3 separate regions of the Homo sapiens genome follow, and regions 1 and 3 are each linked to region 2. Evidence: chromatin contacts called from ENCODE Hi-C or POLR2A ChIA-PET data. All regions are on one chromosome and are shown on one strand. Each heading gives the region's core, a stretch centred on a gene start or an enhancer-like site at or near the end of the contact. The rest is flanking DNA. Distances are from core to core; before and after follow the strand shown. Region 1 overlaps MAGI1 (membrane associated guanylate kinase, WW and PDZ domain containing 1). Region 2 overlaps MAGI1 (membrane associated guanylate kinase, WW and PDZ domain containing 1). Region 3 holds the start of MAGI1-IT1 (MAGI1 intronic transcript 1).

Region 1 (3,888 bases), core at 952-3,451, 59 kb before region 2:
GAAGAATGGTTTTGTAGATTGAATTCTCTGCAGCAAACTCCATCAAGAGGTAGAGGTCAGGCATGGTGGTTCACTTTGGAAGGCCGAGGTGGGCAGGAGTTCATGATCAGCCTGGGCAAAAAAGTGAGAACCCATCTCTACCAAAAAAAATGTTTTAATTAGCTGACTGTGGTGGTATGTGCCTGTGGTCCTAGCTACTCGGGAGGCTGAGATGGAAGGATCGCTTGAGCCCAGGAGGTTGAGGCTGCAGTGAGCCATGAGGCTGCTACTGCACTCCAGAGTGGGCAATAGAGCGCAATTCTGTCTCAAAGAAAAAAGAGGTAGAGTCTACTACCTCACCCTTTGAATTTTGGCTGGCCTGGAAGTTGCTTTGACCAATAGAATGTGGTAAAGGTGACACTGTGTGAGCTCTGAAGAAAGGGCCTCAAGGGGCCTTGCCACTTCCACCTTCCTGCTTTTGAAATGCTGCCCTGAAACTGCCAAATAAGGAAGCCAGTCTAGCCTACTGGAGGAAAATAAACCATTGTGGAAAAGACACCAAGGTGCCTCAGAGGACAGCCAGTACCAAGGCCAGAGACATGTGAAGGAAGTCACATCAGAACTTCCAGCTCAACCACCACCCAGGTGAACTCGGCAGATGAGTAAGCCCAGGTGAAACCAGCCTAAGAACTATCTGGCCAACTCACAAAATGATGAGCAATAACAAATCATTGGTTTTCTTTAAAGCTACTAAGCCTGGGGGCTTTGTTAGGCAGCAGACAGAAAAAAGCCACAACACACAGGACCAGGTTAAGGACTTCAACTGACCTTCATCCTAAAATCAATGGAAAGCCATGGAAGGGTTTTAAGAACAGACTGACATAATCCATTAGTACCACAGACACAGTACCTATGCCAACAAACCTCCCAAGGCCCTAGAAATAACAGGAATATGGTGGGAGGAAGGGAACTGACTGCAAAATACAAAGAGAAACAGCAGAATCAAAATTCCTAAGCGTAACCCACAGCAAGTCAACTGCAAATCAAAAATTCCTAGGTAGTGACCAGGTGTAGTGGCTCACGTCTATAATCCCAGCACTTTGGGAGGCTGAGGCATACCGATCACCTGAGGGCAGGAGTTCGAGACCAGCCTGGCCAACATGGCGAAACCCCGTCTCTACTAAAAATACAAAAATTAGCTGGGTGTGGCTGGTACACGCCTGTAATCCCAGCTACTCAGGCAGTGGGCCAAGATCACACCACTGCACTCCAGCCTGGGTGACAGAGACTCCCTCTCAAAAAAAAAAAAAAATCTTATGTAGATATATATATATTATATTTCATCAGGAAGGTGGGTACATTTTAATATGTTAGTTATAGAAGAGGGCAATCTCCAAAGTACCTTACACCTTCAAAGTCTCGTGCGGGGTGTGTGTGTATCTGTGTGGTGTGTGTGTAGACAGGGTCTCACTCTGCCATCGAGGCTGGAGTACAGTAGCACAATCACAGCTCACTGCAATTTCAAACTCCTGGACTCAAGCAATCCTCCCACCTCAGCCTCCTGAGTAGCTGGGGCTACAGGTGTGCGCCACTGAGCTCAGGTTCAAAGTTGTTGTTGTTGTTGTTGGTGGTGGTGGTGGTGATGGTGGTGGTGATGGTGATGGTGGTGGTGGTGGTGATGGTGGTGGTGGTGGTGATGGTGGTGGTGGTGGTTGTTTTAATCTCTACCTAATTTTCTCCACAGACAGTATCTCCTCCTGATGATTAACAATTTTGTATAGCTTACCAAGAGCAAACCCTACACCACACCCACTGTCCCAGGAAGAGAATCTCATCAGGGAAATAAACTAGCAATAGACAAGGAGGCCTATGTTCTGAAATCTGAATTCCAATAGCAAGTTATTACTGTTTGAGATTTTGAAGAGCTGTCAAAAGAATGGCAGCCTGACAAACACCTTGAAAACTCTTGCAGCCTATTTGCAGACCTCAGCCAGCCCCACCCTGACACTTCTCCCTTGCCCTTTTGCCTCAGATTTCCAACGCTTGCTAGCTTTGTCTGTTTTGAATGGCCGTGCTCAGTGTTCAGCTACGGAAATCCTCTCCTTCCCCAGCTGGCTCACCAGGAAATTGTTTAGAAGTCAGGTTTTTCCTGGAGGTGGCCCACAGGCCCACAGAGAAAGAGAGAGGTTGTGTCAGGGGCTGAGAGCACTCCCCTGGTGAAGCAATTTGTGGATGATGGTCTGACCACAGGCACCGGCAGCCTCTGCGGTGTGAAGCCATCAGGGTGCATGTGTGTTTGCTAGGTGGCTTGCTTTGGATAAGCACAAGCACAACTGGCTATGCCTAACCTGCTAAATAGAATTTTTAAGCCACTTCTTTTATTTTGTGGGTTTTTTGGGGTTTTTTTAGTTACAACTTAATTAACTTCTGACAAGCAGAAGAGCCACTGCAGACAGTAAGGTTTGACACCAAAAAAAGGGAAAGAGATAAGTAATGAAACTACACCAAAATTAAGTAAGATTTTGCCTAAGGGACATTGTTCTGTTAGATGATTACTCCAGCCCAAATAAGAATTAATCAGGCTATCATTCCGTTTGTTGGAAAATAAAATATGGCATTTATTTTTTTAATGTACTTTTATAAAAAAAGAAAAAGAGACATTATCAGAATCAAGAGAATACGGATCAAGCAATACTCTATTAGGAAATAAATGGCTGACCAGATAACTTGACCTTAAAAAGTATATTCCATATTATGGGTCAATATGATCACTCTTCCTATCAAATCCAAGTGCATACAAGGAAGACAGACTTCAAGCTACCAAGAACATTCTTCAATTACCTAAGCTACAAATAAAAATAGAGCTTCCATGAGAAATAAAGAATTAGGTCAGTGGATAGGAACAGTTTCTTTCCATTTAAGTTAACTAAAATGTTACTTGGGGAAACAATTTTGAAATGTGCTTTAATGTAAATGTTATATTAAATTAATATGAATATTATAATATATTAACATAATTATACTAAATAAATTAATATAAATATATTAAATGAACTAATATAAATATTATATTAAATATATTAACTTAATATAAATAAAGGTCTTTAAGGACCTTTAACAACAAGCTCTGTTCTCACTTATCTGTTCAAGGTGATTCGAGTACTATTAATATTTGCAGGCTGGAGATGGACAAGATGACCAACCTCTGAATGTCCCCTCCATCTTATAAGGACATTGTTAAAAATGACAACCTCCCTACTCGCCAAGAGACTTGACACTTCTTCCTTTTCCGCACTGAGACAGGACAATTTAAAGCCCAGAATAAAATAAATTAAAATAAAGTATCAAGCATGCACCTCTTTGAATGAAGATTTCTCGTAATAAACCTAGGCGGGACATCCTAATTATCTAAGGCCTGAAGATGTTCTTCGGTGTAACAATGACCTAAGATTTATTTATAGTTTTCCTGAGACTCATTAAACATTTCCTGCAATGAGACCACATCACTGAAATCATTTTATTGTGATAGACTGGCAGAGCACAAGGGGAAACAGTCCTCAAAGACAAAAGAACTGGTGGGTGTCTTTGTAGCAGAGGGCAGTGCATATTTTTTTAGTGAGGATGCAACCATTGTAGGTAAACAGCAGGAACTCTCTTCTGATGCTATATCCTGTCCTGTTTAACTCATTAATTTAGGAGACCTCAGCCACTAGAGTAAAACACTAGCACTAGTAATTCGTTTGCGCCCCCATCCCAAAATCAATTTATTAAAATTATATTGCTAAAGAAAAAGAAAAACACATAAACTAGTTTACTTTGAACTAACATGGATTATGCATTAAATGGGCTACTAAGTCATCAATGAAATAAATTCTTTTGAAGTTATTGTGGCCCTACAGTTGTACATGA
Region 2 (3,837 bases), core at 134-2,633:
TTAATAAGAAATTTAAATATTTTTCAAAGAGTAGAGGTGATACAGACAAGAGGACACATCCTTTTCATCCATTTCCCCATAAGGATATACGGCTCCCTTAAAGGGTTTTTTTTTTGAGAAAGAGATCAGATCCTAAATGTATCACGAGGCCCCAAATGGTAAATTCAAATCCTATTCAAACTATTGTCAGGGAAGGAGAGAAAATGACAGACCAGCAAGCACATTCCTGAAGCAGCAAATTTAACAACCTCCCATAATCTCTTCCAGCTGAGCATGCGCTGCTCCACCGGGCCCTTCTATTCCCATTTGTAATTATTCAGTGCATTCATTTCTATCCTCCTCAACAGCTATCTAAGTCTGTTCTCTGGGAATCCTGTGAATATTTTCAGACAAAAAATTGTGCGGCAATTAAAAAGCTAGCTGCGTGTGGTAGCATGCACCTGTAGTCCTAGCTATTCAGGAGGCTGAGGCAGGAGGATCTCTTGAGCCCAGGAGTTTGAGGTTGTAGGGAGCTATGATCGTGCCACTGTACTCTAGGCTGGGTGACAGAGAAAGACCCTTTCTCAAAAAACAAAACAAAACAAAAACGGGATCTTTTTCAGCTTTCTAAAAAATAACCAGAGTTCTAAGAATTTGGGTCCCAGAACCTACAAATTAAATTGGAATCTACGACCCACCATTCATTAGTTAGGTAACACTACTGAACTTCGCAACTGGGCAACTATTGAACTTCTCTGAGCCTCAGTTTCCTCATCTAGAATATGAAAATAATTACAGCACCTACCTCCTAGAATGTTAAGGAGGATAAAAAAAATGATACCATGTATTTCAAGGTCTTCACCTGCAACACAGAACACAATAAGCTCTCAATAATTGCCAGCTACTATTATAACTTGTCTTTTTATACTGCACCTAACCCTAAATTAACAGTGCAACACTTCATTTTTTTTTAAATCTCATAATTCCACCCCATTCAATCCTAACTAAATTTAAAATACACACCAAAAACTAAAAAAGAGATACAGGCACAGCTGCCAAATGGCAAGTAAAAAGCCGTAATTTTCCATCATTGGAATATATTTAGTGATAACTATAAATGAAAAACTAAGGGGGGGGGGGGGGAAGCGAGCCCCCACTTAAAGTTACCCTTCCAGTCTGACAGTCTGAAAACCAAAAATGAAGTCAGACTTCCGCTCGCTTCACTCCTTTCCACTCCCGTCTGTCAAAGTTGGGTGGAGAACTCCCACATTTCCTGTTCTGAGCCCGGAGCTCTCTGCCAGGTAAAGCAATAGACACTCCAGCTTGTGCTGGGACAGCTGGGACCATCGGAGGGCCGGGCACTCACGAAGTTTCATATCATTCTTTCTAGGTTAGTTCTGATGAAATCAACACCCTGAACTGAAGGCCCCGGGCGGCCAAGATAAAAGATTAAGTCATCAAATGACTAGCATACTTGCTTCTTAACAAGCAACTCTTGTGGTTGTCATACACGAATGACGTCATCTCCAACACACACCTTGTCAGGTATTCTATTCCCAATTTTCTCACAGCTGAAAAGGAACCAGACTGCTGATTTTCTCAATTTGCTTAGCAGAGGCAGAAATTTAATTGGGATATATATGGTTCTTTAGATTTTCTTCTGCAGATTATTTTGCCTCCAGCACTTTACATTCCCCAGGGAATGGTTTTTGTTGTAGGGAGTACTTAAAAATGCATCTATGTACCCACCCTACCTCAGTGGAAGTGGTCTGGCAGCACCTCCTCACATACCCTGACCACCAGCAGCACTGTGCAAGACCTTATACAAGATCCAAACCACTAAAACCTCCACCAACTTATCCACAGACCAAAATTCAGATTTGCCAAGATTTATAAAATGATTGCAATGTCATGCTACAAAGAAAAGAATATCGGCCTCACAGAACTCAGTAAAAATAATATCAGCCAGGCGCGGTGGCTCACGCCTGTAATCCCAGCACTTTGGGAGGCTGAGGCAGGTGGATCACGAGGTCAAGAGATCAAGACCTTCCTGGCCAACATGGTGAAACCCCATCTCTACTAAATATACAAAAAATTAGCCAGGCGTGGTAGCGGGTGCCTGTAGTCCCAGCTACTCGGGAGGCTGAGGCAGGAGAATGGCATGAACCTGGGAGGCGGAGGTTGCAGTGAGCCGAGATCGCGCCACTGCACTCCAGCCTGGGCGACAGAGCAAGACTCCGTCTCAAAAAGAAAATATCATATCCATGATGAAATTTCATGGAGTTCTGTACCAAGTCAACCTACCCACCATCTAAAATTCTCTTGTTCAACTATTGCTTTTGTGTTTCCTCTTTTCCCTCTCCACACACACCCTCTCCCCCTCGACACCAGGAACCTAAGACCCATGAGAGCAAGGACTGTTCGCCAACTCTAGTCTCACAAGACAAGGCAAAATAGTAGTTGTTGGCTGGGTGTGGTGGCTCCTGCCTGTAATCCCAGCAGTTTGAGAGGCCAAGGTGGGTGTATCACTTGAGGTCAGGAGTTCAAGACCAGCCTGACCAACAGGGGGAAACCCCAGCTACTCAGGAGGATGAGGCTGGAGAAACGCTTGAACCCGGGAGGCAGAGGTTGCAGTGAGCCAAGATTGCGCCATTGCACTCCAGCCTGGGCGACAGAGCTAGACTCTGTCTCGGGAAAAAAAAAAAAAAAACAAACAGTAGTTGTGGTGGATTCCGTTATTTTTTTTGGCAAATATTCTCTCCCTCCTCCTCCCCCAGCCTTCATGGGAAGACTATACTTCCCTGACTTGCTCTGGGTATGTGCTGAAATGACAGTGTGTCATGTCAGTCCCAGGACCAGGCTGCAGAATGAGACACATACAGCACAGTTTCCCAGTCAACTTGCAGACCCCTGAGTGTGAGAATACTTCATGCTGAATGCCACACAGTTTAGGGTAGTTTGTTACATAGCTTTTTCGTGCCAAGAAATGAGTGATACAGCAAGCTCTCAATAAACATTTGCTGAAGTAACAAATGAAAAGACTCAACTTGTTAGCACTTGCAAAAACCCATTAATTGTGACAATTCTGCAACAAATCAAGTATTAAGCCTAGTTTTTACTCTAGAATATACTCCTTTAATAAAAATTACATATTTAGAGGTTAAGATTTAAGAGACCAAGACTAATCTGTTAGGCCTTCCTTATTTGACTAGAGCCAAAAGATAATGATCACTTATCCCATTTGTAGATTATACTCTGAAACCATTTGATGGTTTTTTTGGGGGGTTTTTCTTTTTTTTTACCCTTTCCTTTCCTAAAATGCTGGTGAAAGCTTCAAGCCCATAAGATACCAATTTTTACAGGGTACTATTCCTTTCATCTAATGCAAAAAGCCTTGAAGCTCATAAAAATGAGGCTATGAACTTTTAAGGCACATAGCTTGTAGGGTTAGTGTTGATGTATTTCCATTACTTGAAACATTTAATGGAAGTAGTTTAACAGTTCACTTACATATTGTGTTTACAGTTATTTCATTTCTTAACAGAGAATAGAATCACATCTAAATGGGGATAAAATCGCATTACATTCTAGAAGTACCTTTTCATTCTGACCCTTTATCACTCAAGGTAAGGGCTATAAAAGAATCCCTTTTTTAAAAAAAAAATTTATTTGAAGTTCCGGGGTACATGTGCAGGATGTGCAGGTTTGTTAGGTAGGTAAACATGTGCCATGGTGGTTTGCTGCACCTATCAGCCATCCCTTAGGTATTAAGCCCAGCATGCATTAGCTATTTTTCCTGATGCTCTCCTCCGCACAACCCCGCACTCCCTGACAGGCACCAGTGTGTGTTGAAAAGAA
Region 3 (3,817 bases), core at 466-2,965, 42 kb before region 2:
CATAAATATCACTGGCACTTCATATAATTAACTGTACAAAGTATTTCCTGTTGTTTGTCTTGACAAACACTTTCATAACACTTACCATGTGCAGATACTGTTCTAAGGACTACAAATACTAACTCTGCAATCCCTAATACAACCTATGAGTCAAGTACTATTATTATCCCCCTTTTACAGATGAGACAACTGAGGCTCAGGGAAAGGTTAAGTAATTTGCCCAAGGTCACAGAATTGGAATTCCAACAGAGAGCAGCTGCCTATGGTGTTCTCAAAGGGAGGGCAATGCCAAACGAAAACAAGCAACAAGACTCTACTCATTGCAAGTGAGCAAAGGTTCTGATCAAATCTTCATTCTTGCTTCCAAATCACTTGCTGAAAAATTAAAACTAGATAAGTAAGGACAGCTGCCTTTATACCTTCTGGCCTATTCACAGGCAGATTTCCAGACGAAACCAAAGGCCTTCATGAGGAAAAACAAAGCTCCTCAGTCTCAGGGCAGCTAATGCTGGGCCTGGCATTTTTTCCACTCTTATCTAAAATATGCTACAGGAGAATCTAGGCCCAGTGATAAGCCAGGTTTCAACTTCACCTCCCCAGCCTGAGAGCGATTACACACATACTTGGGATTTAACCAGCAAGAGAAGGACACGGAAACCTGGGTCCCTCCGAGCCCAGTTTCTGTTGACACTGTTGCCAGGGCTGAGCCAATTGCACCAGTGTCAAGAGCTCCACAGGGAGGTTTCAGCAGGGAAACCAGCCCTACAGGTGTATCCAGGGAGGCAGGTGTACAAGGCCACATTCTTTCCTCCACTGAACAAATCAAGGTTTGTCTCCCTGCTGTGCGGGGCTCACAGGGCCAGATAAATCTCTCTCAGACAACAACCTCAGCACAGAAACAGTGTAGCTTGCTGCCACTCTGTAGCACCGAAAGTAAAATGCCAACCACTGAAAGAGAGAAGCAGATAATGTTACAATAACATTTATCTAGAAAGGCAATGTTCGTTAGGTAAAATTTAACTATGGCAAAAATCTTTAGGACAGATAGACTCAATAAATGTTTGTGGAACTGAAAACCTAGTGCTACCTTTTAAAAGGTTTCTTGGACTAATTTAAAAGCTTCATTTGGCTGTGTGAACTGGCATTCCCTTTCTAAAATGATAGAGTCCCAGTGGTAGCTATAATGTTAAATAAAATGACTTCATTTCCTCCAGAGGAATATTTTTACCCCAACCCCCCATACTCCGGCACTCAACTACTCAAGACTCCAACATCAGGGGGCAAAAAGTCAGGCCTATTAGGCCTGGATCGTTCTCAGATTAACAACCTTGGGGGAATAATCCTATAAGAAAATATTTTCAAGATTTTGGGTAATAACATTTTTGGGCCAGATGAAATTTGTTAGAGTTTGCACTTCTGTTTCTAAAAACCTCTGAAGCCATTTGTTTCCCACAGTTTTTTTCAGAAGCTATTTTGTGGGAAAGAAAGCCAGGGCCTAGGCAGCAGGCCAGCTAGAACGGGGTTGCTCTGAAAGAAAGCCAGCCCCGGCAAGCAGGAGCGACATGGGCAGCGCTTGCCAAGGTGGTTAATTTTTTACCTGGGTAGAGCCATAGGCACTGACATAGAAAATGTCTGTGACACGGCGGATCCGGAAACAGGCAAGATGCACAGGCAGTGGAGTGTCTGACCCCAGGTTTGTTGCTACAAATTACAAAGGAAGTTATGCCAAACTGAAATAGTTATCTACAGAGAGAAGGAGGAGGGGCGGGGTGTGTTGTCAGGCGGCACGGCGGGGAAATGGCAGTGCTGCGACAGAGGACCTCGACTCTGGACTACACAGCCTCGCACTCCAATCTCAGTTCTGCCACTTGTTGCTGGAGGAATCTTAAGTCAAGTTTCTTAAACACTCTCTGCCTCAGTTTCTTCACCTATAAACCACAGGCCCCAACCCCCAGGGCTGCTGGGATATATACCAAGCAGGTACTCAGAACAGTGCCTGGCACTGAGGAAGTGCCAGGTAAGGGCAGCTGTTGCTATTTGTGCAAATTCTGACATTTGTCATTCTGAACATAACCCTCATAACAAAAGAGGTACAACTGTTACCTCCACTGAGAGATGAAAGAATTGAGACTTAGAAAAATGAAGGAATTTGCTCAAAATCATGCAGTTAGCAAAAGACTACCTGTTTGTGAAATCAGAGCCCAGCAGTTTTAACCTCTCTCATCTGGTCTTTCTTCCCTTACTTAACTTCCCGAAAGAGAGAGACAGAGACAGAAAGAGAGAATGAGAGATGGGGAGAAACACAGAGACAGGGAGGAGGGGGGAAGCGAAGAAAACACGTTAGAGGTAAATAACTTTTTAAGCTAATAAAAAATAACCTTGGCCAGGTGTGGTGGCTGACGCCTGTAATCCCAAAACTTTGGGAGGCCAAAGCAGGAGGATCACTTGAGCCCAGCAGTTCAGGGCCAGCCTGGACAACACTGCCTCTTAAAACTAAATAAATAAATAAACGTAATTAATTGCAAATGAAATTCCACCAGGCCAAACTCTCAGTGGCTACATAGTAAGTGGTTACACCTCTCCTAGCCTCCTAGACCAGTTGCACCTTGATTCTAGCTGAGTTTCACTAAGCAGGGCAAATGAAGCAGGAGAAGGCTCGGAGGGAACCCACCTGAAATGAAGCTCAGCTGTCTTTGAAGAGTCTATCTATTCTAAGGCTCAGGAGTGGTGGCATGATGAATATCGCTGCTAGGAGAAGAAATGCAAAACCATATAACATTTTTGCCTTTCCATCCTTGAAATGCCTTACAATTTCCCTTGGAAAAAAAAAATTGTCTTGTAATTCTTATTTTTCTTTACTTCACTTTTTCATTTCCAGAACTGCTATGGTTCTGGCTGAAGTATCAGAATGACAACCATGGATCTTCTACAATGCCACCATCAGTCTCTCAGCAATTGTAGCAAAGGGAAAAACAACACCACTGAGGCCGCCAGTCACAATATTTACCCATGCCAGAGTGTTCTGTTTGTTTTCGGTGGAGGATGCAGAGAGTAGATAAACGAAAAGCAAAACTTCTCTGTGTCAAAACACAAGCTGAAGATGATTTCCTTCTCCACTGCCCATGTATGAAATATACACAAATCCAGGGCAGCCCTGGGCCGAAGGAGTGTTTATGGTTCTGCCCGGCCATAAACATGCCAGCCTTCAAAACACCAGGACATCAAACAAACAAGGCAGTTCCAGAAAGGATATATCGACTTTTGACGTCTAATGCTCTGGGTGAAATAACTTTGTTTCCCCTAAAAATAGATAAACTAAAATAAATATAAGAGTATTCTACAGCAATGTAGCTAGCCGCATCTTCCTGTGACTCACTGTTTGATAATAACTATGGGCCAGGAACTAAGTGCTTTTTGGTGGAATGACTGATGCTCTTCATACCAACTCGGTGAGGAATTTAAAATGACATCCCTTTGCAGATAAGGAGACTGAGTCTCAAAGAGGTAAATAACTATGTAGGTTTACATAGCCTGCCACCGGCATTTGGACCTTGGTGTGTGAGATTCTGTAGGGTGAAGTCTAACAAAATGGCCCCACCTTCAGTTAAGGATTCAAATGATCACCTAGTAGCCCTTCAACCAGGGTTAAAGCTAAACTCATTCAGAGTTTCTGGCTCTAAACCTCACTCTCATTTCTTTACAGTGAAACACAGAAATTTAAAAAATTCAAAGTAGGCATACTTTCAGGTGGCTAAAATTAAAAGATCATCAATACCAAGCGCCGACAAGGACGTTAAATAATGGAAACCCATAGACT

Evidence for each region. Hi-C counts contacts between places; a loop is a spot of excess contacts on that map. ChIA-PET counts read pairs that join two places held with the same protein, here RNA polymerase II (POLR2A). Pooled maps may share reads with other maps.
Region 1: a map of OCI-LY7 shows a loop between it and region 2 (4-fold over the local background). The contact joins two enhancer-like sites. A Hi-C loop is called at or near these places in 4 of 168 maps with a recorded cell type or tissue (OCI-LY7, cardiac septum, heart left ventricle and 1 more) and 4 of 50 pooled maps. POLR2A ChIA-PET finds 5 or more read pairs at or near these places in 2 of 52 experiments (HEK293 and WTC11).
Region 3: a loop to region 2 is called in a map of PC-9, with 7 times the contacts of the local background. The contact joins the promoter of MAGI1-IT1 here to the enhancer-like site in region 2. A Hi-C loop is called at or near these places in 6 of 168 maps with a recorded cell type or tissue (Caco-2, Calu3, MCF 10A and 3 more) and 8 of 50 pooled maps. POLR2A ChIA-PET finds 5 or more read pairs at or near these places in 7 of 52 experiments (Caco-2, H1, HEK293 and 3 more).

Annotation. Positions count from the first base shown.
Region 1 is chr3:65,935,315-65,939,202 of GRCh38, forward strand. The region is part of intron 1 of MAGI1 (membrane associated guanylate kinase, WW and PDZ domain containing 1); the gene reads right to left. All of the region lies in intron 1 of MAGI1-IT1 (MAGI1 intronic transcript 1), which reads right to left. Among named protein-coding and RNA genes, the nearest start is that of MAGI1-IT1, 17 kb to the right of the region's middle. Within about 2 kb of position 2,202, at least 3 of the 41 ENCODE cell types and tissues checked have a DNase peak (open chromatin) inside an H3K27ac peak, as active enhancers do.
Region 2 is chr3:65,995,433-65,999,269 of GRCh38, forward strand. All of the region lies in intron 1 of MAGI1 (membrane associated guanylate kinase, WW and PDZ domain containing 1), which reads right to left. It overlaps LOC124900543 (a long non-coding RNA gene), which reads right to left. Exons shown (of 2, transcript XR_007095951.1): 1 at 1-3,837. Among named protein-coding and RNA genes, the nearest start is that of MAGI1, 42 kb to the right of the region's middle. Within about 2 kb of position 1,384, at least 12 of the 41 ENCODE cell types and tissues checked have a DNase peak (open chromatin) inside an H3K27ac peak, as active enhancers do; they include PC-9 and heart left ventricle, where a contact is called at or near this core.
Region 3 is chr3:65,952,843-65,956,659 of GRCh38, forward strand. It overlaps MAGI1-IT1 (MAGI1 intronic transcript 1), which reads right to left and starts at 1,716. Exons shown (of 3, transcript NR_145422.1): 1 at 1,598-1,716. The region is part of intron 1 of MAGI1 (membrane associated guanylate kinase, WW and PDZ domain containing 1); the gene reads right to left.